Linked DNA regions of Homo sapiens: region 2 is linked to region 1. The links are chromatin loops, found by intact Hi-C in ENCODE. Cell type or tissue: dorsolateral prefrontal cortex. All regions are shown on one strand.

Region 1 (8,000 bases):
CCCCCATTCCTCCCCCAAGGCCTTAATTTAAAACACTGTTTTTCCTGGGAAGTGTAATTAGAGCAACATATTGTTCCTAACGAGCTGGGTGGGGCAGGCAGACAATGGAGCCCTCCCAGCCTGCCTGGCTGCCCCCTGCCTGGAGCTCCCCGAGGAACCAGGATGTGACTGCAGCGTCTTCTGTCCTCTGCTGGGTGAGGTGAGGGTCCATAGGCTACTGATGACCCGGCTGATGCAGGAGGCTTGCCAACACTTCCCTTGCCCTGGGAGCGACTCCTGTCTAACATGGTGGCCCCTAGACTGGGCTGGGGGTGCCCCTTTCATGGCTCAGGGCCTTGGTTCTTCGTGGTAAACTGGCCAGCGGGACTGATAGACTGAAGTGGGCTTGAGGATGGCTTCAGCTCTGGTAGGGGAGAGAGCTTCACTTGTTCTTGGGGTCTTCTTGGTCTGGGCTGGCTTGATCAACACTCTGCACACCTGTAGAACCCATCTCTGCAGCCGCCCCTGGTCTGCCCTGCATTTGAAGGGAGCAAGACGGGAGCTGGTCAAATGTGGCTTCCTCTGATTAGGCTTATCAGAGTCCTCCATCAACCCTAGGACAGTGAATCAGGATGTTCTGGTGGCACTTTCAGTCTACACCCCATCTGCCCAGCAGTGCTGAGAGGCTTCCCAGTTGCAGTGAGGGTCGCAGCACCCTCACTGAGAATTACTGTCCTGGAGAGGGGGTGCTGTGCCCCTCAAGTGGGCTGGACCAGAAAAAAAGTTGAAAACCAGGCTCAAGAGCTGGCAGAGACCTCAGGACTCCTGCCTGGGAGATGATCAGAGATCCCTTAGGACCATAGGAATGGGGTATGTGGGGAAAGGGTCATGTAGACGGGGTTAAGAGAGTCAGAGTCAGGTTATAAGACGTTTCTGGAGCGTCTTGGGGAGATTTTCTAGAGACCTTGAATTAGGCCCTAAAAATGGGTTAGATTCAGTTGGCAGTAAAGAAAGCCCATTGAACCAGAGGGAGTAATGAGCAGGCCTGGGGAGGACCCAGGGTCAGGCTAGAGCAGGCACGGGTGCTAGGAAGGAGGACAGTGCGTGTTGGATTCATTCCTTTATCCTCCCATCCACCCACTCTTCTGTCTTCACCCTCCCTCTTCCCCTTCAGTTATCCATTCATAATCATTTATTTGTTGGACGGGGGAATTCAGCTATGGTCCCTGTGTACAGAATTGCTGGTTTAACCAAGGACACAATCAAATGAACACGTGGAGATAGCATGGGTGATGGATTGATGTGTCTTTCTATGGGAATAAGTGTAAGTTGCTATGGGAGCTACGGGGGTACTTAAGCTTGGGGCACCAGGAAAGATTTAAATGGACACCTGCTGTCTGAATAGGAAGTACAGGAGGAGTAGGGGTAGAAGTGCATTTCAGACAGAGGGACCACTGAGCTCCAAGCCTCAAAGCTAAAAGAGCATGGTGCCTCCTGCAACCTGCTAGCATTCAGAAGGGCAGGGGTTGCGTGTGTCCCAGGAGGTGGTTCATCACTACTTGGGGTCATCAAGGGGAAATTTATCTCATGAGAGACATGCCCAGAGAAGGCAGCAGGAGCTGGAAGATTAGAGGTCTTGTGGAGGCTACTTTGAAGAGTCTGCACTTCATCCTGAGCAGATGGGAAGACATTGGAGGACTTGAAACAAAGAGTGACATTATTAGAAAGCCTGCCTTGGCTGCAGATTGTAGAACGCGTGGGCTGTTGGGAGAGGGTGTCAAAACCAAGTGAAAGGGGGATGCTGGTGAATCCAGGCAAGAGAGGGTAGTGGCTTGCACTGAGCAAAGGAGATGGGTGGGCGGGCGTGAGAGATGTTCAGGAGACAGGATTACCAGTGTTTGGTGATCAGTCAGGCAGGGCGATGAGGGGCAGGAGGAGCCAAGGGTGGCGTGGGAGCTTTTGGCTTGGTTGTCTAGATGGTGGGGTCAGACTTGAAGAGAGCAGGTTCTGAGGGGGAAGATGAAGAATCCAGTTTTGGACAAGTTCAGTGTGAGAGGCCAGTAGGACACATTAATGAACTAAGCAGTAAGATATTGGGGCTTAGCAGAGATGTTTGGGAGCAGAAAGTCTAGGAGAGGGCTAAGGAGCAGATCAGGGCTTGGTGGAGGAAGATGGGAAGGCTGCAGAGGAGGCTCAGCAAACAGGGTGAGGGCCAGCAGTGTGGATCCAGAGAGACTGTTTGGGAAGGAGATGAGGTTAGCTGGCCAGATGCTGCTGAGGGGGTGAGAGAGAGAAGAGCCCACGAGTGTCCTTCGGGTAGGGGACTCTGGAGACAAATTTCCGGGGAGGGGTGCTGAGGGCAGAAGCAGGGTGCACTGGGAAGCAGGTGGTGTGGACATGAGGGAGGAGAGGTAGTGGATGGAGACAGGATTAGAGAGAGGAGAGGAGGGAGCCTGCAGAGAGGAGGGCGCGGGTGGATTTGGGAGATGGGGATGTCTTTAAATTGGGAAGGAGCAGATCCAGGAGATAGTGTGAAAAATTGGGGAGGAGCATTTGGACGCATGGTCAGAGGGGGAGCCACAGAGGCAGGCAACCCTGGGAGGTGGCAGGAAATGGCAGGGAAGAAGCATGTCCTGGGACCCCTGGGGACAGCACGGTGGACAGAGATGGCCTTGGGATGCATGCTGTGGCCTCATGCTGAGGAAGCTGCCTGGACACACCTCTAACCACTGTCTCTGCCTGTCTCTTCCTTCTGCCTCCGCTGGGCCCGACGCTCCGCAGCTGTGTGCTCCTGCCTTCTTCCTCCAGGGCCTTCTCCAAACGGTATTGGAGCTTAACCTTCTCCAGGTTCTTGTTCCCCTGTCCTCAGCAAGCAGGCTCCTGAAGATGCGGAGCCTGGTCCCCAGCCTTTAGAGAGGAATGTCATCACCACGGAGCTCGAGGGAGCCCCGAGGGACAGACCGAGGAAATGAGGGATAAAGTGGATACTGCCCAGCGTTTGGGGGCCTAGAGAGGAAATATTCTGGGAGGAATGTATTCATGAGTTTTCCTTAGTGATTTTAAGAGAACAAGTGTATGAGAAAGATTGGTCTTTCTGCCACTCCACTCAGGGGATCCTGGGGCTGTTCCCTCCCTGATGGTTTTTTTTTTTGGCCCCTCTTTGTCTTGGGTTTTTGGCTCTGGGTCCATATTGGGTTGGGCATAGCCATAAGGGGCCATGAACAGACCACAAGCAGGCATTCAAGTGCAACCCTGTCTTTAAAGAGGACACCCTGCTGTGCTGCCACCTGCAGCTGGTGGCCTTGGAGTGCCCAGGGAGGACATCAAACTGGGGGTCCCCATAGCAGCCAGGTCACTGCAGAAGCTGTGTAGGCCCTGCCTCCATCCTCCAAGGGCACCTTTCATGTGGACTGTGACATGCATAGCAGCCCCTGGAGCTGTGCACTGCAGCAGCCCTGTCCATCACCCCTGCTTATCAGACGGTCAGGAATGCAGGTGCTTCCTGCATCATGTCACCTGCATTGTGGGTCTGGAGGAAAATGATAAGTTTTTTTGCTTTATGCCCTGGTGACTTAGAGATAGTAATAAAGCCAGTGTTGCTCTGAAAGATGCTTCTAATGGCTCAGCTCTCTTGAAGTCACCCTGGGGAGATCAACACCAACACCAATGGCAAAAACAATGGTACTAACAACAATTCTAGTAATAGTTACAGTCACAGCCATTTACTAAGCGCCTCCTGTGTGCCAGGCGCTCTTCAGATGTGTTCTCTCATTTAATTCTCGGAGCAGCTTATCTCAGATCTTCATCTGAGAATACTGAGTCACTGAAGTTGAGTAATCTGTCCAAGGCCTAATGGCGAGGAGGTGGCAGAGCTGGAACTAGAGTTGAGGTCTGATTCTAGGACTAAGCTTCCAACTGCTGTAGGTTGGGGGAAACATGGTGTCATCAGGGTGTCGCTGCACAGGAGTGTGGCTTGGGTTGGCTGTGAAGTGATTCATGGAGGTGGGGGGAAGCTGATATCTTTCTCTGCTTTGACTGCTCCCACCATCTATGGCAGAGCGTCTGTATGGATGTACCATCCTCGCAGAAGGAACCCAACAGAAGTCACTTGGAGAATGAATCCAATGATTTCATTGTTTAATAAATGAGATTACATGAGGCAAGCTCTGTAAAGTGTCTATCACAGTCCTTTTAATTATAGTTAACATTTCCGGAGTGTCAGGCCCTCCATGTATGGATGTGCAGGTTGGGCACTGCACAAGGACACTGTGTCTAAGGGGCTGCATTTCTAGCACAGACACCATATACTTGTATTTATTATAACAATTTCCCAATAGGTGGCAGTAAAGTGTCTTGTTCTAATAAACTCAGAAAATATGACAACTTTCTGACATGGAAGTAAAGAGTCTTAAGCACATTTTTCTCTAATTGTCACAAAGACACCACATGGGCTAATAGTCCTGTTGAAGGTTTACATGAAGCTCTAAAGGTTATACAGGTATTAACTTCCTCAACCCTCACCCTAACCTTTAGAGGTTGACAACTTTTGCTAACCATTTTATAGATGAAAACATTCAGCTATAGGAGGTGAAATAATTTATTTAACGTCATACATAGTGGAGTTAGGACTCACACCTGTGTTCCTAACTGCTGTTATTGGTGGTTAACTATCTAAGGCAGTACCTGCCTCCCTTGCCCCACCTTGCTTCCTCATGTAGTTCTTTGTGATCATTGAGGATTCCTGCCCAACTCTTTCTGGCAAACTCTTAGTAGGCCAGAATTGACACACACTTGCTCGTCTCTGTAGTGGAGAGAGACCCTCCCCAGCAGTGTGCTTTGGTGCTCTGGGGAGCCCCTTCTCCCATTGCTCAGTTGTTCTCTTTCTGGCTCACAATGCAAGTATTCTGTCCTCACAGGGGACAGGCGTGAGAGGTGGGGGTTTGGGGCTGGAAGGTGTCTAGGGGTGGGGAAGAAATACCAGGACAGATGATAACCCGGAAGGGTCTGAGCCAGGAGGCAGGAGAACCAGGCTGGCGGGCAGGCACATGGTCCTCTCTGGGACTGAGAGGGGCTGAAGTGGATCTGCCAGGATGGAATAGGCAGTGTGTGCACGCATATGCTGTGTGCGTATCAGGGAGGGGCAGACCCGGAGCAGCTCAGGGGGCATCAGAGCCTGCATTATGGGAGGAGGGGTGACGGGATTCAGTTGGAACAAGGTGACCTGAACCCTGGATGAAGGTGCTGGAATTGTGATCCTGGAGAAGATGATGCCTGGCCGAAACTGACTTAGCTTTTTCGTTTCTGCCTCCCTGTTTGTCCACTTCTGTCTTTCCTTCTCTGTTTCTCCCTGCACTTGGCATTTCTTTCTGTCCTATCTGTCCTTCTCTCTTGTCTTTTTGCCTTGGTCTTCCTTCCACCTTTGTCTCCATTCTACCTGCTGTCCACTGCAGTCTGAGGACACAGACCTGCCCTACCCACCACCCCAGAGGGAGGCCAACATCTACATGGTTCCTCAGAACATCAAGCCAGCGCTCCAGCGTACCGCCATCGAGGTGAGCCGTCCGGGCCTGGGCGTGGGGGCTGGGAGCAGCCTGCCCTTCCCCTTCCTGGCCCCAGCCTTTCCTGGGGCCCGGGGCCTTCTGAGCCACTCTCCTCATTCTGTGTGCTTAGATCCTGGCATGGGGCCTGCGGAACATGAAGAGTTACCAGCTGGCCAACATCTCCTCCCCCAGCCTCGTGGTAGAGTGTGGGGGCCAGACGGTGCAGTCCTGTGTCATCAGGAACCTCCGGAAGAACCCCAACTTTGACATCTGCACCCTCTTCATGGAAGTGGTGAGCCCCACCTCCCTACTGTCCCCTTCCAGAGTCCTGGGGCTAGAAGTTCTACATGTCCCCGAGCAGCCTGGGGCTTGTGCTCCAATTCCCTGCGGGATCCAGGGTAGGACCCCTCACTTTCCTGTGAACATGGGGAGAAATGCTCATACCCTCCTCACTGGAAGGGTTCAGGCCTCTGAGTAGGACAAACGGGGCCAACCTGCTCCTCCTATACCCAAATCCTAGATCAGCGAAAGTCCCAAGGAGACATCCCCTGGCTGTTGTCCCTCTGGGACAGGTTTCAGTCCCCTGGAGCGCCCTTGGGGACCTGCTAGGGCTTGGCTTTCCAGGATTCCTCCAAACCTTTTCTGACCATGTCCTCCCCCAGCCTGGGCCCCCTCAAAGGAGCTCACCCCCACAGCCCTCAGGCCCTCCAGGCCTCTCCACCTCCCTGGGATGCCTAGACCTAGTGGCCAGAGTAAGGCAGGTCTGAGGAAAAGAAAATGGTTTGCAAGATGAAAGCGCTGTAGAAATTCCAGGCCCAGTGGCTGTCAACAGAAGCCTCCTCTTGGCCGAGCCAAAGCCGCCCCTGAAGGAGAGCATATAAATTATTTCAAGTTGTGTTCAAAGTGCTTTTGGGGTGTGTGGGGGGAAGAATCTGGGTCTGTAAGCCAACTCTTGAGTATCCACTTGGGGGGACTGTCTGTAAGAAATGTTGAGTCCCGGGCCAACTCCCCTCGCCCGCTCCCCAGCCAGTGAGGGAGCGCAGCCTCGTTTCCACTTCAGGCTGAACAGGATGCATTTGGAAGGTAAAGCTGTGGGGGGAAAGCCGGCCTCTGCATGCAGCATTCAAGGGGCCGACAGAAAAGGTGTGTGGCTTCGCTCGACTGCCCAGCTCTGGGCCAGCCACCATTTTGGATTTCTGGCTGTGGGGATTATCTGCGGTTTATAGTCATTTTCTGCTCTTTGGGCTTGACCTGGAGACTTCCCAGAGGGGGATTCAGGCCAGTGCGTTCTTCCTCCTCCACCCAGATGCTGCCCAGGGAGGAGCTCTACTGCCCCCCCATCACCGTCAAGGTCATCGATAACCGCCAGTTTGGCCGCCGGCCTGTGGTGGGCCAGTGTACCATCCGCTCCCTGGAGAGCTTCCTGTGTGACCCCTACTCGGCGGAGAGTCCATCCCCACAGGGTGGCCCAGGTAGGGGAAGGGGAGATGATGGGCAGGTCAGGGAAGGGGGAGCCTCAGGGCCAAGCTACCCTTCCTAGTTGAGATGCATCCTGAAACCCTTCTCTTACGGAGACCTGAATGAGAAGTGGTTTCTGCTCTGCTAGACCACAGGGTGGAGACCTTCCTTAGGGCAGAGCCTAGCTCTGGGTGGGGGGCACCAGGAGCAGGTGACTGATACCCGTTGGAGCTGAGGGGTGAGGGCTCAAAGTGGGCCCAGGGGGAGGGAGAGAGAGGGCAGGGAGACAATGATGCGGGGAGGGAGGAAAGAAATGTGAGGAGAGGAAGACAGAAGTGGGAGACAGAGCATGTGAAGGAGGATGGGAGAGATGGAGATGAGAGAGGGACTTATTGGGAAGTAGGAAGAGAGAGATACCGACTGAGAAATGTGGAGAGACTGCAGGGTCTTGTCTTGGTCCCTTGGTTGAGCCCTGGGGCTGGTGAGGGGCGAGCCTTTTGAGAGAGCCCCTCTCAGGCCTGGATGGCTCCCTCCCCTGCAGACGATGTGAGCCTACTCAGTCCTGGGGAAGACGTGCTCATCGACATTGATGACAAGGAGCCCCTCATCCCCATCCAGGTAGGATGGGCATCCTCCAGGGAGGCCTGGGTCACCTTTCCCCTCCATTCCTCATCAATTCCCACCCCTTCTCCCCTACCCTTCATTATCACACAGCCTCTATACACATCCCCTTCTGGGCTCTGCGGTTGGACACTGTCCAGTAGAGAGACCCAGATGGGAGCTTTCAGTCTGGCTGAGGGGGGTGGGGTGTGCTCATCTGGGCAAGACTCAATCCCTTTTCTTGGATGCATATGTGAAAAATAGGCCATCTACCCTGGGGGCCATGGTGAGGGCTTTCTCCTGGAGATCACCAGAAAATCAGGGTGAGGAGCAAATGAGAGAAGGACGACAGGGGAGGGAGTGAGTGGGCCATCTCTGGGGTCCTCCAGCCCCATCTCCCTATCTGGGACAGGCCCCTTCTTA
Region 2 (8,000 bases), 1.1 Mb after region 1:
TCTCAGTATTTAACGTAGAAAAAAAAGTATTTATTACTAATGTATCTCCACTCCCATACCTGTTCCTCCTCAAATTTCCCAACCGCCTACCCATCCCATCACAGCTAAAGGCACACTATACAATTGCCCAAGCCAAAAATCTAGGAATGACTCCTAATCTATCTCCTTCCATCACATACCCTATCCAATACATTAATAAGTCCTGACAACTCAACCTCCGAAACATGTCTTAACATTTACCATATTCCACCATTTCCACTAAAACACGATCTAAATCTACATTACCACCACAATGGACCAATGCAACAGCCTCCTGACAGTCTCCATTCTGCACTTTCCATCTACTCCACCCCCTGCCCCAAAACAGACACTCCACACAGTAACAAAAATGATCAGAATTAAAATCTTGATTCTTTACTGCTGCCTGTAAGGCCCTACATAATGTAACCTCACATTACCTCTCTAACCTCATTTCTCTCCTTTCTCTAGTTCCCACCCAAATTCCCTTCCATCCTCTAAGTTCCAGCTACCCTGGCTTTTTTTAAAGCCTCTTCCCGCCTCAAGAATTTTGTTTTTGCAGTTCTTATACTAGTAATGCTCATCCCCTATACCTTTGAACAATCTCTTCCTCCTCACCGTCCATGATATGTTGTCTATCTCCGCCTCCCCACAACCCACCTCAACTAGATTGTAAGTTCAAGGGCAAGAATTTTGTCTGTCATACTGTACCTCTATAACAGTGCCAGACAGGTAGTAGACAATAAGTAAACATTCACTGAGTAAAGAATGACTAACACTATCTCTAAGGACTCTTTGATTTCTGACATTTGTTCAAGAAATACTCATTTGCTCATTGCCAACATTTTCTGGTTCTATAATCCTTTCTGGGTACTGGATCACTATGCTGATCCTCTGGATCAGAAACCACACCCCCCACAGGAGGTCAGTTCTACCACCCAAAACTCAGCAGTAGCCATAGATGAAAGGAATAGTCATGCACTGCATAATAATGTTTTAGTTAACGATGGACCACATATATAATGGTGGTCCCACTGTATTATCTAGTGAAGTCATAGGCTTTGTATTGTAGTGCAACACATTACCTTTTCTACATTTAGATATACAAATACTTACCAGTATGTTATAACTGCCTACAGTATTAAGTACAGCAACATACTGTACAGGTTTGCAGCCTAGTAGCAATAGGCTATACCATATAGCCTAGGTGTGTAGTAGACTATATACCATCTAGGCTTGTGTAAGTATACTCTATGATGTTCACACAACAACAAAATCACCTAATGACACATTTTTTAGAACATATCCTCTCTGCTAAGCAACATATGACTGTACATGTTTGGCTTCCAGTCAAGATTCTGAACACTTACTTCAGAAAAGGCAGAGCAATCTGGATTCATTCTCCTTCCTTTGAAATAAAGGGAGATTGTCAAATAAATTATAAACAATCTCTGCTTTGACAAGTAGGAAAACTGTAGAATAACCACTTGCCTGAAAAAGCTGTTTGGAATACATAAGAGAATCTACCGTTGACATTTCAAGTAATCTCAAATAAGCTTAACTTTTCCCCCTTTCAAAGGAAAGGAAAAGAAAGGTTTCCATGTAAAGATACTGATTTACCTTGACACTTGGAGAACGTGAAGAATCACCGAAAACTCCTCAATATAAATTGCATAAGCTGATATATTATTCAATAGTAGACAATCTCTTGGTTTCAAATTCAGTACACCCTGACTTGACTCAATATACTTCTAAGTTAAATGGCAAGTATAGTTCATTCTACTGGGTAAAACTTCTTTTCATTTCTTCCCTCCAGAGATCTACGGTAACGTCACAAAAGACAACCTCACAGAAAAGCAAATTCCAAAGTTAAGAAATGCAGAACTTATATTAATAATGCCTCCCTAGGCTCTCTGATCTTCCTATTTAAAGAAAAAAAAAATCAAAAACCTAAGAAAGGAAATGTGGATTTTAGCTGCCTGACTATGTGGCCTTCATCTTAGCACTGTAATTAGCTTGCTATATATAGGTCTTTGGCCAATCCAGTTAATCTCTCCGACCCTCAACTTTCTCATCTAGAAAATAGGAAGCAATCAATTACAATTCTCTTAAAAGTACTAGCTTAGCTTTAAGTATCTACAGTTCGCCTCCACTTTCAAGTTTAGTCAACAATGCTAAGATCATACATTTGTAGAATAGTATAAATAGGCAGTAGTTCAAAACAAGTTAATGGATCAGGGGTGGTGGCCCACACCTGTAATTCCAGCACTTTGGGAGGCCAAGATAGAGGGATTGCTTTGAGGCCAGGAGCTTGAAACCAGCCTGGTCAACATAGTGAGATCCCATTTCTTTAAAAAACAAAATAAAACACAAGTTAATAAAGTTTCTACCTGCTTATCACTACTCTCCATCTGTTACTCCTATCTTAGGACCATTATGATTGTAATATTCTCTTTAATTATTATGCAGAATAACATGAAAGGTTTGCAGTAGATCGCCAGAGTATTTTGAGAATTAAAAAAAAAGAAAGAATAAAACGTAAAACACCCATATTTAAAACAGGGGATAAAGACTATATTTAAAAGACTTTGTGTTCCATAGGTATGTTTCAGGAAATCCATGATTCCCAGATCCTAGGTGGATTTTGTATATATAGGTAGATGTACATATATGCATTTTTAAGAAAAAAAGTTTCCAATAGTTTCCATCTGGTTACCAAATAGGTTAAAAACCACAAATTTAAAGATTTTATTTCAAATTGTCTACCAAAGGAAGAGGCAATTATGACTGATCACTACCTAACAGTTCACCATGAATCAGCATTTCAAGCACATTTAAATATAACACTTTGCTAACCAACATATCCATCAGATATAAAAGGCTAAAAACAAAAATAAACAAGACTTAAACACTGAAAAGGTCAGAAATTTACTACTGAAGCTAATCTAATATCAGTAGTCAACAATGCAGTCGAACAAAGTGTGGCATTTTTTTCTTTTAATACCTTAAGGTAGAGAAAGACTGCCATCTAGTGATGGCCCTTTTCTAACATTCCTTGAAATGATGTGGCCTTACAAGTAAACAGGACCGCTTAAAAATCTAAAAACTATATTCCATAATACCTGTTGGTCAGAGACTTATAGCTGATTACTAAATGATATGTAAGGTACTCTAATGTTTAAATTTCCATTACTATTAGAAAGCAGGATCTTGAGAACAAAGGCATAGGTTTTTGACATGTCCAGGTTATGTTGCAGTTAAACAAGACAATCTATGGAATAAACTGCACCACTAGTTTAATTATTTGTGATAATCTCAATAATATTCTTAGTAAAGTATATACTTTACTATAGTACTTAGTAAAAGGCAAACAAGAAGAAATATATGGAAATTAACTAAACTTTTTATAGCCTAAATTTGACTCAACTAAATAAATGCTGCCATGTGGAGTCTGGTTTCCAAAAACCCCCAAATAAACCACCGGTTTGTGCAAAAAGTAAATTATTTATCCTCGTATAACTATCTGGTGCATAGCTCTAGATTTCATAATGATACTATATCCATAGCCCACCTAAATTTCATGTGCATATTAAGAGATCTTAATTTATAAAATGGCACTTGAGTAATTCTGTTGAACAAATATTTACCATTCACCTGTACCAAACCACTACAGGATTATATCACTTGCTTAGAGCCTATATTAATTCAAATTTGCTTGTCAAAGAAGGAGGAAAAATAATGTTATAAGCATTATTTCATTTAAATCCAATGCATCTTATAAATTAGACATTATTCCCATTTTATAAATGAGAAACCTGTAACCCAAGATGAAGCAACTTGCCAACTTCACATAGCTAGAAAGTGTCCTCTCTACTGCATCAGTCTATCTCTTTGAACAAGGAAAGCAAGCAGGTGGCATGGGCCCCCAAAATGTTAGTTGAAACAGGTCTTAGAGATGGAAGACAAAGCTCTCATTGTACACTCAAGGAAACTGAGGCCCAGGCAAGTTAAATGCCTTAATCAAAATTAATTGCTTGCTACGATACAATTAGGCCTGACCCCCAAAGAAAACAGAAAAAGCTAATGCAATATGAAGCCCAACACAAAGCTAAGTGGTTTAAAAAGAGAGAGAGAGAGACAAACTTCTACTTCAAGATGAGTAAGTTGCCTATTAGTTGTGCCTACACAACTATTCTCTTCTTCCTCCTATTGGAAGAGTCCCAATTCATTCTGATATTTCTGTCCTACCACAAAGGATAAATATTAATTAGTCTGTAAACCAATCATGGTAATTGCATTCTCTTTGTGAGTGACCAGTTAATATATGGTGGTCAGTGACACACTTATCTCACCAATGAGAAGGAAAATCTGGCAGTGAGGATCCAAGAAAAGGTTTTCTTTCCTGAAGCATTCAGGAAAAGAAACTGCTTTTCCTGCCTTAGACATTGTCCTGTGAAAGCATAATGTTTGAGGATGCAGTAACCATTCTGAAAAGGAAGAAGATATTGCCCAAAAAATCTTAGAATGGCAAAGGGGAAAATGGAAAACACTCGGCTCTTTGATAGTGATGCAATCCTGAAACAGCCCTATCTCCAAACATCATGTTATATGACTTAATAAATTTCCCATTGTTTAAGCCACTTTCCCTTGATATTCTGCTACTTGCAAAGGAAAGTATCCTAAATGATGCAACATTGTTCAGTCTTCAAAGGTAACAAGCAAATCAAAGAAACAACCAAGAGCAAGTCAGAGTCTACACACTTTACAAAGCAATCTTGTTCCCTGGACCTAGGCCATTCTTCTCCTTTTGCTTCTAGTTTAGTTAAGAGTAACTCCCATTTGCCTCTCAATTTTCAGCTTGCACCTTTTCTGGGAAACCTTCCCTAATCACATAGATTCTATTATGTGCTCCTCCTCGGTGATTATCATTTTTACAGAATTTATTAAACTATATCTGATTGTCCATTCACTTGCCAATCTCCCCATACTAGAATGCTAATCTCCTTGTGGGGAGAGACTATGTCTTACCCATTTTATCTCTACCTGCTGGCACACAGCCTGGCACAGAGGAGGTCCTCCATATAAGATGAAGATGGAAAAAGGTAGGAGACTAACTGATGAGGATTTCTAGTTGTTTCAGAGGTGGATGCAAAAGTGTATCCCATGATACAAAGCATTTCTGTTGAGATGTTTTCAGAACCACGGAGAACTTCAAGACACAATGAACTGAACATTTTGGTTTTTGTTTTTGATTAATTCAAGGAAAAATTCCAGAGTTTATTCTGGTCTTTTCTTTTTCATATATATGTTTTTAAACTTCTGTCATGGTTTTATTCCTCAAACATTTTCTTCTCATTAAGCTCCATAAAAGCATCATTAGTATTTTTGTTTATTCCAAATGTTAAAAATAAAGTGGAAAAACAGATTTGTGCATGATGTTGAAAGAGAAACTGCAGGAGGTCAAAAGGAGTTTAAAGTCCCTTCTCCTTACTTCAGTTTGTCTATCAGTTTAATTCCAACCTTAGTATTGTAATCTGGATGCTCTGGGTGCATAACGATGAAGGAGATCAATCAGATCATCATCAATGACAGGAGAAGCATATGCTAGTTAACATGAATTCTAACTGAACACTATACCCAAATATTTTTGTACTGCCACAGGAGATCAAATACATTCAAATCCTTTTTCCAGCTCTGAAGATACCAAGGTATCCAACTGGCTTCACACAAAGATAGCCCATATAACCAAAAGAATGCTGTGATGCAGATTTCTCTCAAGGCAGGAAGGGAACCCCAATGATGGCTATTTCCAGAGGAATAAAAGCAGGGTGGAGCAGCTTCAACTGACACCTAGCCAAAGGGCCTACTAAAACCTGGTTTTGGTTAAATACCACAGGAAAGTGGAGAAGGGGGAATTGTCCCAAAACATCAGTCAAATCAACAACAGACTATTAGGAAATAAACTAATGAAAACAAGGAAACTCCAAATTAAGAACATAGAGACTGCCATAATTGCTACTATGATAATGTCACACTATTAGAACAAGTAATCACCAACAGTAACTGAAGATATAAAGGCAAAACAGGATTATTAGTGGCTTCACTTTGTCCTTTGTATCTATTTGTGTTAGGTGCAAAAAGATTTTATTTCATTGTATCTTTCAGTGGTGGTCATGAAATCTGGCAGATAAAAGTTAGATCATGAATGTTGCTGCTAATTATAAGATAAGATATAAAAAAGTACCTCTACAGCCTGGTGATACTTATTGACTCTAACCTAGAAAACTGCTGAAAGCAGAGTACTAATACAGTTGTTTAGGAGTTATAATACACTTGGTAGGTTAGCTCTGGTCTCACTGCATGTAATTCAGTGTGTTAAGTTTAACACTTAAACATGTGATGTTGGAGCTAGATGAAATGACCAGTTCACTTAGTATCTATCATCAACATAATGAGTCTGAATCTAGGGCATGTTGATAAAACTCTTCCAGATTCTTTACAAAAGATATTCAGTAGCAGGGTGGTGCAAAAGTAATTGCGGTTTTGCCATTACTTTTAATTTTTGCCATTAAAGCGGAAAGTAATTGCAGTTTTGCCACTACTTTTAATGTTTGCCATTAAAAAAATCACAAAACTGCAATTACTTTTGCACCACCCTACATATTTAATTAAATAATTACTCTGAAGACATATGCAAATATTAAGAGACTGTGTATTAAGTATTGAAACATGATTCTACTGAGAGAAAAAAGAAAAATGAATAATTTTTGGAACACTTCGGTCTCCACACTTAAAATTATCATTATGGTTCTGATGATAGGTATCATTAAGCTATTAACAGAGAAAGACAAACCAATAATGGTTAACACTAGTATGGTAGAAACACAGCAGTGAATAGCCATGATCCACTTATGCATGTAGATTTAATGTGGACTTAACAAAATAGACCATGCAAGTTTCCTAGAATCTCTGAATCAAACCCTAATAAATGTAAGTAACCTCATTTGTAGATGTATATGTTATGTATACTATATATATAAATGCATGTATTATATATAGTATATATGCTATATATGTGGGTGACACATATATACATATACATACCTCACACACACACATACCTACACACACACAAACACACACACACACTTTTTTCTAATTTTCTGAGAAAGAACCAGACCTAACAACACCACATTCAACTCCTGGTCCAATTTCACCCGTAAGTGGTTGTTTGCTGATACCCCATGGCCAAAAGTGACCACAATTTAAAACTCTTTAACTCTATAAGCAATTAAGTACATGAAAGAGGATGGATGGAAAGGCATCAGAGTAGTTTCCATCCTAAAACATAATAAAGAACAAAGCAGGCAAAATAGGATGAAGTTCCATGAACCGTATGGAAGATTGGATACACTGTGAAAAACATTTCTACTATCAAACTCCTAATCACCTCTAACCACCTCTAACCTAATCTCTCTAATCACCTCTGACCTAATGCTTCTATTTTATAGCCATACAGAGAAAAAGAGACATGGCCTATTGCCCACACAAGATGGGGAGTCAAATCAGAGGCCTTCAAATGAATGAAGCGAAGATACCCCAGAATACATCATTAGTAAAAGATAAAATAGAAAAACACTTCCTCATAAAGGGAGACTGCAAGTAAACTTGCCTATCTGGTGTTAGCTCTGGGTGAGGGAAGGAGAAAACTCCCATGATAATTTGAAAGCACATGCCAGCCTTCTCACAGAAGGGAGGTCTACACTCATACTATCAATCTTCTGTGGTCTGAGAAATCTCAACTGACAATTTATTTTTAAAGTAGTCCCAGCATGGTTGTTAATACCCTCAAATAACCAACTGAAGCAAAGGCAAATCTTCTCCAGAGAAATATACCTTAACCTATACTTCTAGGAATTCTCACAAATAATACTCCATTGAACTGGAACTTAAGTATCAAAAGTCATAAAACATACAAGGAA

What was found. Hi-C counts contacts between places; a loop is a spot of excess contacts. Peaks named below come from ENCODE experiments on the same cell type or tissue, not always from the same donor. Only the 100,000 strongest peaks of a DNase experiment are listed, where the experiment ranks them.
Region 2: it touches region 1 in a loop (2.9-fold over the local background); 3 of 110 quality-filtered maps call a loop at or near these places.

The regions. Positions count from the first base shown.
Region 1 is chr2:71,605,816-71,613,815 of GRCh38, forward strand. It overlaps DYSF (dysferlin), which reads left to right. Exons shown (of 56, transcript NM_001130987.2): 37 at 5,430-5,531; 38 at 5,650-5,811; 39 at 6,826-6,991; 40 at 7,519-7,595. Among named protein-coding and RNA genes, the nearest start is that of DYSF, 140 kb to the left of the region's middle. In dorsolateral prefrontal cortex, CTCF peaks have their summits at 4,304 (motif pointing right) and 4,506; a DNase peak (open chromatin) is centred at 1,806; H3K27ac peaks cover 4,040 bases.
Region 2 is chr2:72,742,921-72,750,920 of GRCh38, forward strand. The region is part of intron 1 of EXOC6B (exocyst complex component 6B); the gene reads right to left. Among named protein-coding and RNA genes, the nearest start is that of EXOC6B, 79 kb to the right of the region's middle. In dorsolateral prefrontal cortex, CTCF peaks have their summits at 3,039 (motif pointing left) and 3,239; no DNase peak of the experiment used is centred here.